Linked DNA regions of Homo sapiens: all the other regions are linked to region 4. The links are chromatin contacts, found by Hi-C or POLR2A ChIA-PET in ENCODE. All regions are on one chromosome and are shown on one strand. The core of a region is the stretch at or near the end of the contact, and the rest is flanking DNA. Distances in the headings are between cores, read along the strand shown.

Region 1 (2,700 bases), core at 184-2,683, 1.6 Mb before region 4:
GCCTGGGTCATCACGCCAGCAGTCGGGCCAAGGCGCAGGGGGCGGGTGGGGGACTCGTTAACTTTTTATTTGGGTGGGCGGCATCCAAACCTAACAGTATATATTTTATCATTTTCAAGGGAGTCATGCTCCATTGCGGGCCCTTCGGTTTCGTGGCTCCCATGTCCCCCTCTCCACCTCCCGCCAAAACGGCGCAGCGTGACAAGCCATATGTTCCACTCCGGTGGGGGCGAGAGAGAAGCAACAATAAGTTAAAAGTGCCGCCTCCCTCCACCTCTTTACCTTCATTCTTACCAAAGTAACCTTTTTTCATTGTTCTAGAGTCTTGAGGTGTGTGTGGGGAGGATGGAGGAGGAGGGAGGGTTGTGGCGCCGCCCAGAATTCGGAGCGCGCGTGGAAAGTAGTGAGTTGCTCGGTGGGCTTTTTCTGGGAGGAAGGGGCATTCAGGAAGGATTAGGGTTTTCTTGACTAAAAAGTTTAAAGATTGGATGCGTGAAAAGAAACGGCACGCCTAGGCCTGGTAAAACAAACAATCGTCCCGGGTTGTGGTCTTTTTTTGCGGCGCCCCCCACCCGCCCACACCCGGAGAGCGCCGGCTGCAAAGCGAGCGCGAGTGTCGACGCGTGCGGCGCACTAAATTGTGCCGCGCTCGCCCCCGCCAGACCATGTCCTCCTGGGGAAAAAGTTTCCCTAGTCCCCCCAGCAGCGCGCCCCACCCTACGCCCCGCTGGAAAAAAAACAGCAACATAAAATCCTAGGCTTGAACATTCTGTGCGTCCCAAATTTCTAATGTCCTCGGCCTGCCCGGTTTGCCGAAGGGAGCCGAGTGTCGAAGAGAAGTCGGGAAAAGGTAAGTTGTGCAGACACTTGGGGAAGTTTCAAGGAGACCGCCAGCTCAAGATGGAAACCGCGGCCCGGGCGCTAAGGACGGGCTTCAGCTCCCGCTGGCAAAAAGAGAAAGTCGAGCCCGCCTTCCTGCCCAACAAAAAACAACAACATGACAACAAGAACCCCGGAGGGAGTGGAATGAGTGACGTCACAGCCGCGCTCTGAGGCTGACAAAGGAGGGGGCGCGCCCCTCCCGCTCTGCGCCCGCGCGGCCCCGGAGAGGGGGCGCCTGAAGCGCCGGGTAGGGAAGTCAGCCGACTTGAAACTTTTCCTCTTAAAGAAAAAAAAAAAAAAGTTGTGCGCGGCTCACAGTGGGGTTTTTTTTTTCCGCCTTCTTTTCTCGTCTCCCCTCCCCCTTCTTCCTTTTGAAAGTTTCTTCTCCTCCCCCTGCCCCCCCTCCCCGCCTGACCGCATGGCTGATTCAACTCCAGTGTCAATCAACTTCTTTTTCCTCCTCTTCCTCATTTAAATAAGTTTAAAGCTCCTCCTCCCCCCGGCCCACCAAATCTGAACTTTATAAATTGGGCTTTGCGCGCCCCAGCCCGGAGTCAGAAAGGCGAGGGGCGCCGGGAACTGGCGTGTGGGACTCCAGACAGGAGAGGCTGCGCCTTCCCCGCACCGGGACCTTCGCGACACACCAGATCCTCGCCCCTGGCTCGCGCGAACGCACAGGATGACCACCACCCTCGTGTCTGCCACCATCTTCGACTTGAGCGAAGTTTTATGCAAGGTAAAGGGGGGCGGAGCATTTGCTTTTCAAAAAGTCTTTTTCTTTTGCCTTAAGAAAGAACCCCCAAAAGTTTGGGTCTTGGAAGGCAATGGGGAAAGTGGTGCAGCGAGATGATTCTTTTCTCCTCCGGCATTTCTCCCAAGTTTGAAGGAATTTGGCCCCGTCCTTCCCACCCTTTGAGTTTCAACAGTTGCTGGCGGGGATTACATGTGAATCTGGAGGCCAGGGTTTTGAGGGGCGAAGTTTGCCTGGCAGGGCAGCCCGGGGGCTTCGGGGGGAGGGCTGGGATTGGGACAAGTTTTGGGCGATCCTGTTTTACGTAACGTGCTGCTGGATCCCAGGTTTGCTGGTCTGATCGGGTTCCCAGTCTGCGCCCTAGGTCTGTCCAGCGGCATTACCCACCCGTGGGGTTGGGAGTGGGAGGTCCCTCGGGGAAGTGAGTCTCGGGACAATGTTTTCCTCCACTCTTTGGGGGGAGCTGGGGATATGCGAGGAAGAAAGGCCAAGTTGTGATTCAAAAAGATGTTGCAGAACAAGTTTGCAGTGGGGCTTGAGTCCGCCCTAGCTCCGTTGGGCTTCTTCCCGCGATAGCCGATCGTGCAGCAAACTTTGGGGTGAAAGAGGCATTCAGGTTGACCCGCTTACCTGTGTTGCCGAGGCATTGCGGCTCATCGATTGCGGGCGGGGTTGGGGGGGGAGGTGGCGACAAAATGCTGGCTTGAACTCGAGAGTCCCGCGAGTAAGGATTTAATGGGGGGCTCCTTAAAACATGTTGCTTGTCAGCCAGTGTTGAAAAAGCAAGTTTTAAACTCGGAATGTTCCAGGACTGCGGTTTAAATGTACATAGCAAAAGTCTATGGATGTTGTTAAATTTCTTTCCAACCTCCCCCTCCCAATTTGAAAGGGTGAAGCTGCTGGGCTACTTTTTAATTGCTGAAGTGTTTTGCCTTCTCTTAACACGTCGGGTCATGTTGCTCTGTTTTCCCAGCTTGCTGCTCCTGTTGGTGCAGCTGCCAACGCCCCAGGGCTGCAGGGTTGGGGTGCAGGGACGCCGAGGAGCTGAAGAGTAGCATTTAAAAAGT
Region 2 (2,700 bases), core at 126-2,625, 1.7 Mb before region 4:
AGTCCTCCCTTAGTATTGGCAGGGTATTGGTTTCAGCATCCCCATGGATACCAAAATCTGAGGATGCTCAAGTCCCTCACAGTCAGCCTGGGTATCTGCGGGTTCTGAAGCCTGTGGATATAAAGGGCCAAATGCATATATGTATGTATATATTTTGAGACAGTCTTGTTTTGTCACCCAGGCCGGAGTGCAATGGTGAAAATGCACCTCACTGCAACCTCGACCTCCCAGGCTCAAGGGAGTCTCCCGCCTCAGCTTCCCAAGTAGCTGGGACTACAGGCGTGTACCACCATGCCCGGCTGATTTTTGTATTTTTAGTAAGGACGGGGTTTTGCCACGTTGGCCAGGCTGGTCTCCAACTCCTGGGCTCAAGCGATCTGCCCGCCTCAGCCTCTCAAAGTGCTGGGATTACAGGTGTGAGCCACCGCCACCGTGGCCAGCCTCAAATCCATAAATTAAGCTCTACTATGTGCTGGGTGCTGGGGTGGAAGACTGGCACATCTGTTGTTCACAAGACAGTGCATAACCTAGGAGAGGTTTATTTGCTACTGTTCTTCGGAACCGGGATCCCATAGAGGAGCCTGCCAGAACGCGAGGCCTGCTCCTTCCCGGGCATTAGCGCGTTTAGACTCTCCTCTTACTAAGCCCAGGGAAAGGAGTCCTGGCAGGTGGCAAGCAGAAGTTAGAGCTATTTAGTCACTCCCGCCCTCCATCCTCCTCCAATGACAATAAGGTTTTGTTTGTCAGGCATAAGGTTACCGGATTGGCCTGTGAAGTCCAGAAGCTCTTTCCGCGCTCGGCTCTTTGAGCCTCAGTTTCCCCATCTGTCAGGCGTGTGTATGTGGGAGGGGGGTACGGAGTAGATTTACCTAGATCACTCGGGGTTGTCCCTTCCAGTTTTGAGGGTGATGTCGGGGTGTCTGTGAGGAGGAGGGAGGACCCTGCCACGCGAAGGTAGTTTTGGTCGCAGCAGCCAGCCAAGTGTGCCCGCGGAGACCGGCAGGGAATTCCGGGAGGCCCCGCTGTGGAGCGGTCCCCAGAGCCCGAGGGCGAGCTAGAAGAGTTCCTGCGGCGAGGCGGGAACGCTCGGTAGCCTCTGAGAGCAGTTCGCTGGCGAGAAACCGGGTTCCTGCAGGGCAGGGATCAGCCGGGTCGCGCCTTGTAGGGTGGGGTGGGGTGGGGCGGGGCCGGGGGGGGCGGCGGTGGAGTCGTGAAATTCCCAAGAAATTCCTTTCCATTGCCCCACTCCGCCCCCTTTCCTAGGGTGCCGACCTGCCCAGACCCAGGTTCCCTGGGAAAGAGAAAATGAATGTTCTTCGGGTTTCCTCGCGTCCTTTCTCCAGCCCCCTCCCACCCCGGGGTTTGGAGCGCGCGTGGGAGCGCAATAACGGTGGCGGGGAACGGGTCCAATCCCGGCGGCTCCTGGGGTTCCCAAGCGCGCTGCCACTCAGTCCCCGAGCTCGGGGAGGCGTCTCCCGGCTTCGGTCCCGTTCAGCTTAAGCTGGCGTCACATGAGCCGCGGGGGAACGGGCACCGCGGGAGTGGGCGGGGGTGTGCGCGCCGGGAGGGGGCCGCCCAGTCCACCTATATGCGCCGCAGCCCGGCTGACGGATGCCAGGAATTCCCAATGAGAGGCGATGGGGGGAAGTTTGGGCAACTCGGCCTGGCCAATGGAGAGCCTCGGGAGGGCTCTGCCCCTTCCCCCCGCCCCCGCCCGCCTCGGCTCCCGCAGCGCTAGTGTGTCCGCCTAGTTCAGTGTGCGTGGAGATTAGGTCCAAGCGCCCGCCCAGAGGCAGGCAGTCCGCGAGCCCAGCCGCCGCTGTCGCCGCCAGTAGCAGCCTTCGCCAGCAGCGCCGCGGCGGAACCGGGCGCAGGGGAGCGAGCCCGGCCCCGCCAGCCCAGCCCAGCCCAGCCCTACTCCCTCCCCACGCCAGGGCAGCAGCCGTTGCTCAGAGAGAAGGTGGAGGAAGAAATCCAGACCCTAGCACGCGCGCACCATCATGGACCATTATGATTCTCAGCAAACCAACGATTACATGCAGCCAGAAGAGGACTGGGACCGGGACCTGCTCCTGGACCCGGCCTGGGAGAAGCAGCAGAGAAAGGTTAGCAGCCGCCCCCGCCCGCTGCAGCCCCCAGCCCCCAGCCCCCAGCCCCGACCCGCTCTGCCTGCCGGGCTCTCGGCTCCGGGCTCTGAACCGGTTCCGGGCGCGCACGGGAGGGGGCGGGGGCGGTGCGGCCGTTGCGAGGTGGGGTGTTGGGTTACAGGCGCCTGGCGGAAGCGGGAGCGCCCCTGCCCCGGAGCCCGGGAACGCCGGGCCGGAGCGCGGGGAGGTGGCGCCGCTGGCGGGCAGGTCTCCTTGGGGGTCCGTGGTCCAGGCCACCCTGCGGCTGTTGCAACCATCCCCGCGTGGGCTGTGCTCGGGGGCGGTGGTCTTCAGGCTGGGGCTGAGACCCCGGCTCGGGGCTGCTTGCTCCGGATCGATTTTCCCTTTTCTTCCGCCCCTGGCCACCTCTCCATATGGCGTGCGGTGGCAGCGCCGCTTCCTGGGCCGCCCTGGGTTCAACCTGAGCGGCGGGCCTCCCGGGACCCTGCTGCCCCTTAGGCGGAGGGGAGAGCGCCGGAGAGATCGGCGGCCGCCTCCGGATCTGCCTGGAGAAGGACCAGCTGGAGTGCGGCTGGGGACGAGAAAACTGGGG
Region 3 (2,700 bases), core at 48-2,547, 1.5 Mb before region 4:
GTTGGTGGAGCAAACATTTCCGGAATTCCTGGAAACCAGTCTGTCTCTGCCATTACCAAATGGTAGCCCTGGATCTGTGGCGGTCTCTCTGGGTCATGGTTTCTTCATGTGTAAAATGCAGAGGGGTGGCTCTTTAGGGTCCTTTCAGCCCTAACATTCTCTGCAGAAGCCAGTCACCAGGCCTGGGCTAGAAGAAACTGTTGGAAAGTGAGGCCTAGGGCCGGCCTGCATGGGTCTGAACGAGGAGACCTTGTGGGTGAGCTGGGGGTGATAGAAGCCAGTGGAGGGGAAGGGTCAGGGGGAGGGACTGGAAGTTAGGAGTTGGGATTAGGGAAGAGGGAATCGAGATCCCTGGCTAACCTGTCAGGACCTTGCCCATCTATCTGGGCTATCTCCAAAGAGGTTCCTAGAGCCCGAGCCCAAGGTCCTGCCTGGGGAGACCCTCTGAGGAGGCTGGAGTCAGCTACACCCCTCTGCTCAGGGAGATGAGCCTTCTTACCTGGCAGCCTCACCTGGCAAGCTCTCTGCTCAGTGGACCTTCCCCACCTGAGGCAGGGAAGGATAGAAATCCCCCAGCTGGGCCTTGCCATAGCTAGCCTGGGGTTAAAACTAGGCTCTCTAGGCAAACAGTGTCTTTGCTATCTTGTGTTTGGAACCCAGCATGGAGGAAAGGTGGAGTCCACAGCAGCCAGTTGTGTCCAGCGCAGCCTGCTGTGTTATCTTGGTGCAGGGCAGCTCACAGGGAGGCGGGCCTGCAGATAATGGCCAAACTGTGTTCACCCCGTTCATCAGACTCCTTCCCATCAGGGCCACTGCTTTTTCTTTAAACAATTACTGTGGAGCCAGCTCCAGTCCAGCTGCTTTGGGAGACCTAGGAATGTATTCTTTCTTTCATGGACCCGGGAGAGGGGTGGAGAGGTCTTGTGGTATCCTGGCAGATAATGCAACCTGTTTCAGTCTTGCCACTCACTTCTGGCAAGCCCTGTCTCCCCTCTGTGATCCAGTGTCTCCATCTTTAAAATAAGGAGGAGAGTCCCTTTGGCCACCCCTCTTCCCCTGGCTCATGAGGACATATGGGGATACATGAGGTCTTGTCTATCACAGAGCTGTGGGTCTTTAGGGAGGCCCTCAGAAAACACCAGCTGCTGTTGTTGGTTATGGGGATCTAGGTTCAAGAAGAGCCTGGTGGTGTTATTTATTACTCATGAAGTCCTGGCCACCATGCTGATCCCAGGCGGGACGTGGTTAGCCAGTCCTAGACTGAGCAGGAAGCCAAATGAACTTCCTTTTTTTTTTTTTCTTTTTTTAGAACAATCTCAAGAAGCCTGGTGCTCTGAGCCCTCAGAGTCAGCTGATGCCCCTTGCCCAGTAGCCAGGGTAGAGGTGGGGGTGTCAGTTTCTGCATCTAGGCCCCTGAGTATTCTTGGGAAATGACGCATGCTGTCACCAGCTGTACAGGCCATTACCCGTTGAAAAAATGTGACTGTGGGGGCCATTAGCCCCAAGAGTTCAGCACCCTCTGCAGTGGGAGGGTAAGAGCTACAGAGCTTAGGAAAGGTGCCTCCTATCAGCTGGAGACTAGAGCCTTAAACTCAGAGTCTGAAGGCGGATTGCACTTCTGCTGCATGCCAGCCACGTAATCCTTAGGAGGAATGAAAGCTCTCTATGCCTTTGTTTCCCCATCTGTAAAACCAGCACTGTAAAAGAATAATACGTGCCTTGTAGGGTTGTTACAAGAAGAAAACATAATCTAAAATGTTAATGGATGGTCCTAGTAGAACATTTGGTGCGTAGAAAATGCTCAGTAAGTGAAATAGAAGGGAGAGAAGCTAGGATGTGAGTTTAAGACATGTGGACAGAGAACATCCCAACAAGCTGTCCTAATCTTGAAATGCATGAACTGAAAATAGCGTGGGCTGCAGGTCCCCCAAGCACAGACTCAATGGCATGGCTGATGACATTAGTCCAGGGCTGTCCAGCCTGGGCAACAGCATTCTTATTTGGATTAAGGGAATAGAAGTTGCAGAGTAGAAGCAGCTTCCTAGAAGGATCCACCGTCCTTCCACCGAAGCCCACAAGCAGGTGAGGTGAGCTCCTTCAGGCCCAGAGCTCAGAGGCCTTTATAGATAGGTGTGAGGAGCCAGAGTGGGTTTTGTGGTCAGAGCCCAAGGCTAGGCATGGAGAATTCTGTTTTCCTGAAGCTGGCTGTTTCGTCACCTGGGACAAATTTCCTAACCAGTCATCCCCAGGTAAAGGGGAAGGCCGCAGACAATGGGCTTTTGGCCTTCTGCTTCTGAGCCCACTGATCTTGATGTGTCATTTGACCTCTCAGCTGTGGTTACCCCTGTGGGAGATGGGGATCATAACCAACTCTCCTGGAGGAGGGTGGTGAGAATGGAATGATGCGATGGCTGAGGTCCCCGCGTGCATCTGCATGGCCAGGTGAATGAAAGGGGGTGCTGTGAAGAGCCATCTACACCTCTGTCAAGGGGCAGGGACTGGTCACCACTAGGATCTTCTCCATCCTGAACACTGCCTTGGGGAGCTTAGGTAAAGTGAATCACCCAAGGGGTAGGGAAGAGGAGAAGGCTGACTGGGAGGAAGGCTCCAGGTTAAATTTTTTGGTGCCACCTTAAGAGAAATCTGTTTGCAGCCTTAATTCATCTGTAAACCAGGCAAGTCCTACCCGCCTTCCTAACA
Region 4 (2,700 bases), core at 124-2,623:
TACATGGTAAAATTTACCAGATTTTTAAAGATAAAATAATGAATTGCTTTTCCTATTTTTGCCTGTTTTATCTATAAATCTCTTACATTATAATTTAATAGCTCATCCTGCCGCAAATAGAAAGCCTATAAAACCTATCCACAATAGCTATGTCCACAGGGATCTAGTAAAAAAAAAAAATCGTAGTTCTTAATTCAAGGAAGCTTATTTAATAAGTTTCATTACCACCAATACTTCAAAGACACCAATAACCAACACGTCATTTGTTCCTATTGCATAATTTAACAGGTTATTAACTTCTGGTATAATCCAAAAGCATAATTAGTAAACTATCATTAAAACATGATATTGCTTTTTTAAAAAATCAGAAATATTAACACCTTTCACTGCGTCAGTCAAATCAAAATTTCAAAATTTTTGTTCAACTGACTTTCCAAATCTAAATTCTTACTATTCTAAACGAGTATGGAGACAAAACACACACTCCATACTACATCTAAAAACTTCCTAGCCATCAGATTTTAATTTTAGCATAAACTGCCAAGAAAAACCTTTTGACCGAAACCTACATTCCGTACACATTACTGTATGTCAATCAACAGAAGGTGAGTTATGATCATTAGAAAGTTACATAATTTACTACAAAGATCGTTTAAAGCAAACTTCATTAAACGTAGGTTATAACAATTTACATGCTTCAAAGTTCAACGTGCAACCTTAAAGTATCAGAAACCATGAACAAAACTAGGCTTTTCTTTTAAAGTGGTCACAAGGAAGCAGGAACTGTTTGCGTGTTTAAGAACGCAATGAGCAGCAGAATACCAGCAGCTGAGTCAGGCAGAGGAACGCTGACTACATTCTGACTTCTAAAGGAAAGCGTTCCCTCGCCGATTTCCCAGACCCGGCCGGGAGAGTCCCGCGCGTCGCGACCTCGGAGAGAGGGCGCAGGGGGCAGACGACTCCCCGCCGCGCCCCCTGCACCTCGGGCTCGGCTGGCTGTGGCCCGCGCCAAGGTGCATGCCCAGCCAAGCAGAAGGAGCGGGCACCGCGCAGGCAGCGTTGCTCCGAGGGACAAAGGTTGGGCTCACACCCTCCACGGCCGCAGCTCGCGCGCCTGAGGAAGCCCGCCTGGCTGCCAGGGGTCTCCCGCTGGCCGGAGTTTGCGCAGCGTGTGGGGGAAGGGGAGCCCGGCCGCCCGCCCCTCCCCCGCCGCGCTCCCAGGGACCTGTTGATTAAGATCTCTACAGCCCAGCCGCCGCCGATCCGCCTCTTACCTCCACGCCTCGGCTCCGCGGAGCCTCCCGCCCCGGCCGCTCCTACGCACTGCAGAAGCGACAGCCCTCCGGCGGCCCTTGAAATTCCGGATAAAGAATCCAGAAACTCCCGACTCCCCACCTCAGAATCCTTAGTCCCCGCCCCCGCCCCACCGCCTGCCTCCTCCGTCGCCGCCGTCACCGCCGCAGCCGCCAGCAACTCCACTTCTAGACCGCGCGAGACCGGCCCCTGCGGCCGCCGCGAGACCGCGCACGCGCCCCCGGGACTCTGGCGCAGTGGGCGCGCGGATCCGAGTCCCACCCCGCCCGTGAGAGGCTGGCGCGGCTTGCCCAATCCCGAGCCGGAGCGGAGAGAGCGCCCGCTCATTGGTCCTCTCCGCAGCTCCAGCCGGGTGCGCGCAGTCGCGCGCCTCTAAGTCTAAAACGCGGACTGCTCCGGGCTAGCTGGCCCGGTAGAGCCCCTTCGGGATTTGGCCGGCGGGCTTTGTGGGGACGCGAGGCTTCCCTGGGTTTCTACATCCCTTGGCTCTTGTCTCTGGATGACGTATCCTGAAGAAAATCTGATTCCTCTTGAAGAGATTCCTCATGTCCTGTCAAGTTAGTCACCCAATCTAACATTTGTTTTTTTTAAAAAATGACATAAACACCTGGATGTGTGCAGTGTCCCGCAGAAGACTGCATAAAGCCAGCAGCTGCACTGATTTCTGAAAACCAGAAAGCAAGGATAGCAAGGACTAGAACTATTTCCCAGAAGTCTCCCGAAGGGACAGAGTTACGCAGATCAGCCCGTGCTCCGGGCATGGCTGGCGCCCTCGGGACCTGGATGTGCCACCCTTGGAATGGGGCAGGACTCAGGCGGGTGCGGGCGGAAGTCAGAGCAGATTGGAGGACGTTCTAAGGAGAAACACCAGCAATGTGTCTCGACACTTGCAATAAAAGCCCTCGGATGGTCTCTGTCTTGACAGTACCTTCCGAGCAAGCCCATTCCACATTTGAACACTTGCAAGGTTTGTTAATCGACCTCTCCTTCTATGAGGCCAAACTATGCCTGTGACTCCAGCCCGGGGGCACAGTTTCCCCCAGGGGCACAGTCCTCCCTCAAAGCCTTCGTATATGCCATTTCCATTTCTCTCGGTTTTCCTCATTTTGTCCCACGGTGTTTTTCCATCTCGCAATGTCCTCAGGTCCTGATTTTCAAGCTCTTTCACATTCTTCCCCATTACGCTCCTCTGGACAGCCTATGGGTTGTGGTGTCCCTCACTAAGGACACTGTGATGGCCTGAACGAAGCAAACCGTTGTTCCTGGTGGTGAAGATCTTTGGGGATGCCTACCCTTCCCAGATTTGTTATCCTTCTCAAATCTGATCAGCATTCTGTCCAAGTGTTTAATAAGACAGAGCGGAGGACAGAACTCTGCTGCATGCCA
Region 5 (2,700 bases), core at 98-2,597, 1.4 Mb after region 4:
TCATTAGGAAGTCATGAGTTTTGAGTACCTATTAGCCTTGTTTTAAATGTAATTTATTGAAGTGTGAGGTTTTTTTTGTTTGTTTGTTTGTTTTTGAGACGGAGTCTCGCTCTGTCGCCCAGGCCGGACTGCGGACTGCAGTGGCGCAATCTCGGCTCACTGCAAGCTCCGCTTCCCGGGTTCACGCCATTCTCCTGCCTCAGCCTCCCGAGTAGCTGGGACTACAGGCACCCGCCACCACGCCCGGCTAATTTTTTGTATTTTTAGTAGAGACGGGGTTTCACCTTGTTAGCCAGGATGGTCTCGATCTCCTGACCTCATGATCCACCCGCCTCGGCCTCCCAAAGTGCTGGGATTACAGGCGTGAGCCACCGCGCCCGGCCGAAGTGTGAGTTTATATCATTTAATTTTGAATACTGATTCTGGTTCACAAAATGCCTGAATATTGAACAAACCTTTGCAGGCTTGTATGAGCCAGACCCCACATACCACTGTATCCACCAGAACAGAGGCTGAATTCAGGTGACAGAAACCAGGAGACCCACCAACTTTGGTGGGACCTGGACTCTTACGACTACATTCAAATAAATTAATCACTTTTCATAAAAATTGATATATCAAAAAAAAAAAAAAATGTCAAGGAACACCTAAAATGCACTTGGATGGCTTAGTCTACCATTTGAAACAAAACATTTGTCAAGCCTGTAATCCCAGCACTTTGGGAGGCCAAAGTGGGTGGATCACAAGGTCAGGAATTCAAGACCAGCCTGGCCAACATAGTGAAACCCTGTCTCTACTAAAAACACAAAAATTAGCCAGGCATGGTGGTATGCACCTATAGCCCCACCTACTCGGGAGGCTGAGCCTGGAGAATCACTTGTACCCAGGAGGCAGAGGTTGCAGTGAGCTGAGACCGTGCCATTGCACCTGGGTGACACAGTGAGACTCCATCTCAAAAAAAAGAAAAAAAAAAATTATCAGTAAATTTCTCGTATTGGCACAACATTGATATCTAAAGGCTTTCCATGAAATTCAATATGTAATAGAAATTACAGTACTGGAAAATTGTGCTCAAGTGACCAATTATTAATAGAACTCTAATTAATCTTAATTCAACTAAACTTAAAACCTTACGAGATTTTAAGAATAATAAAAAATTTTTTTAGGATCTCTTAACTTACATCTCATTCTCAATATTATTGACTAGGTTTTTTTTTTTAAACTATGCCTTTTCGATGTCTCTGAGAGTATCTGATTGTTGTTTTTGTACAAAGGGGAAAGGTAGGAGGCAGTTTCCTCTCCAGGAGATGTTGGGCACAGATATGTAATAACTAAACCACAAGGCAGAATTGTCTGTTGCTTTAGATTCTACGTATTTGAACTGTAAAGTGTCTTTCAACTCTGAACTCTGGGAATCTACATTTCTATCGGAAGGGCCAAGAAATGCCTTTCTGTCATGTGTGAGCTGGAAGAGTTTGCTTTGGAAACTCTTTCCATCAGTGATGAATTGTGCCTCCTCTGTGTGGTTCTACTGGGTGCTGGAGATGCACATACACAAGTCCATGGCAAGGTCTACAAAATTCTCATACACCAGGAGAAATTCACCCAAAGAGTTCATTTCAGCAGTGTTCATAATAGTTAAAAAACGAAAACAAATGCATGGTAAGGTACTGATAAGCTCAAAACAAGCACTGCCCTGGGCCTGCTTCCCACAATAGCCTCAAGGTCTTTCCTCTTCCGCTCAGTCATCCTCAGAGGTGGTAAGACTTGGTGAGAGATCTAGAAAGAAACCATCAGGTGAAGGCCGTGTTTTCTATGTCAGGAAACACGTGATGCACAGTCTCTTGGAGACAAAGTAGAAGTAGAAATGTCTCTGGGGACAAAGTAGAAGCTGGTGATATGAAGCAAGTCTCCAGGAATTATGTGCAAATGATGAATTTCCCAACCCTGTACCTGTAAGAACTTCAAAATTTCCTGGGCCAGGTGTGGCTAGGGAATTATTCAATTCCATAATTCCCATGTGGGTTCTGTTGTCTCCCCGCCCACACTTTCCTTGAGTCTGTCTTTTGCCTCTTCACTCACCACTGTCCACCCCCATTCCTGAGAAAAATTAGGTGTCCAAGTCCCTAAATCTGGTGCCACTTCCATTTCCACACATCCACCTTTGTTAAGTTCTGGCGAAGGAAATTACTTTAGATCTTTGTTCAAAAGTCATATATTTCAAATATAGTTTTACGTGGTGAAATTCTACCTTAAGCTGGCATTTATTTGACTCATTTTTCTAACAGAGCAAGGTCTGGTTCAAAACAGCAGAGTGAGCTGATTCTCAGCTAGTAATGGTTGCTAGGAAACCATTCTGTGGCAAATCAGAATCACATAAGCTCTGACTTCCCCATCTTGTGAACTCCTATAGAATTAATGCAGGCTCTACTCATTCAGTGATGAATCAGTACTGCCCAAGGATATCTCTTCTCTCTTACTGTTAAATTGTTATTTAATAATTAACTTTTATCTATAGTTTATGTCTTAGCTTTCCAGTTAGTTTTTAAACTTCAGAGGATGAGTCTTTTAGCCTGTGTATTTTGAGACCTCCACTTGCAAATGCCTAGTTGGCAGGGCTTAACCAATATGCACTGATTGTATTTGAAGGCAGGTGGTCATGTGGAAGAAACACTTCCAGATTGGAAAAAGAACAGTCTG

What was found. Hi-C counts contacts between places; a loop is a spot of excess contacts on that map. ChIA-PET counts read pairs that join two places held with the same protein, here RNA polymerase II (POLR2A). Pooled maps may share reads with other maps.
Region 1: a loop to region 4 is called in a pooled map, with 14 times the contacts of the local background. The contact joins the promoter of ZFP36L1 here to the promoter of PALS1 in region 4. A Hi-C loop is called at or near these places in 7 of 50 pooled maps. POLR2A ChIA-PET finds 5 or more read pairs at or near these places in 2 of 52 experiments (Caco-2 and MCF 10A).
Region 2: a loop to region 4 is called in a pooled map, with 9 times the contacts of the local background. The contact joins the promoter of ACTN1-DT here to the promoter of PALS1 in region 4. A Hi-C loop is called at or near these places in 6 of 50 pooled maps. POLR2A ChIA-PET finds 5 or more read pairs at or near these places in 2 of 52 experiments (PC-9 and Panc1).
Region 3: POLR2A ChIA-PET joins it to region 4 with 17 read pairs in PC-9. The contact joins the enhancer-like site here to the promoter of PALS1 in region 4. POLR2A ChIA-PET finds 5 or more read pairs at or near these places in 3 of 52 experiments (HEK293T, PC-9 and activated naive CD4-positive, alpha-beta T cell).
Region 5: a map of CD8-positive, alpha-beta T cell shows a loop between it and region 4 (8-fold over the local background). The contact joins the enhancer-like site here to the promoter of PALS1 in region 4. A Hi-C loop is called at or near these places in 2 of 168 maps with a recorded cell type or tissue (CD8-positive, alpha-beta T cell and naive thymus-derived CD4-positive, alpha-beta T cell) and 5 of 50 pooled maps.

What each region holds. Positions count from the first base shown.
Region 1 is chr14:68,791,800-68,794,499 of GRCh38, reverse strand. It overlaps ZFP36L1 (ZFP36 ring finger protein like 1), which reads left to right and starts at 1,433. Exons shown (of 2, transcript NM_004926.4): 1 at 1,433-1,618. The coding sequence starts at 1,562. RefSeq lists silencers at 986-1,185, 1,206-1,275.
Region 2 is chr14:68,978,357-68,981,056 of GRCh38, reverse strand. It overlaps ACTN1-DT (ACTN1 divergent transcript), which reads right to left and starts at 1,375. Exons shown (of 4, transcript NR_073422.1): 1 at 1,273-1,375; 2 at 870-1,129. It overlaps ACTN1 (actinin alpha 1), which reads left to right and starts at 1,755. Exons shown (of 22, transcript NM_001130004.2): 1 at 1,755-2,105. The coding sequence starts at 2,001. RefSeq lists a silencer at 1,698-1,747 and enhancers at 889-1,887, 1,888-2,700.
Region 3 is chr14:68,756,493-68,759,192 of GRCh38, reverse strand. No RefSeq gene overlaps it. Among named protein-coding and RNA genes, the nearest start is that of ZFP36L1, 35 kb to the left of the region's middle. Within about 2 kb of position 1,297, at least 6 of the 41 ENCODE cell types and tissues checked have a DNase peak (open chromatin) inside an H3K27ac peak, as active enhancers do.
Region 4 is chr14:67,240,108-67,242,807 of GRCh38, reverse strand. PALS1 (protein associated with LIN7 1, MAGUK p55 family member) reads right to left here and starts at 1,373. Exons shown (of 15, transcript NM_022474.4): 1 at 1,275-1,373. It overlaps LOC124903330 (a long non-coding RNA gene), which reads left to right and starts at 1,399. Exons shown (of 2, transcript XR_007064217.1): 1 at 1,399-2,700. It also overlaps a transcript of GPHN not described here. RefSeq lists a silencer at 792-1,761 and an enhancer at 1,742-2,021.
Region 5 is chr14:65,846,323-65,849,022 of GRCh38, reverse strand. No RefSeq gene overlaps it. Among named protein-coding and RNA genes, the nearest start is that of LINC02290, 260 kb to the left of the region's middle. Within about 2 kb of position 1,347, at least 5 of the 41 ENCODE cell types and tissues checked have a DNase peak (open chromatin) inside an H3K27ac peak, as active enhancers do; they include CD8-positive, alpha-beta T cell, where a contact is called at or near this core.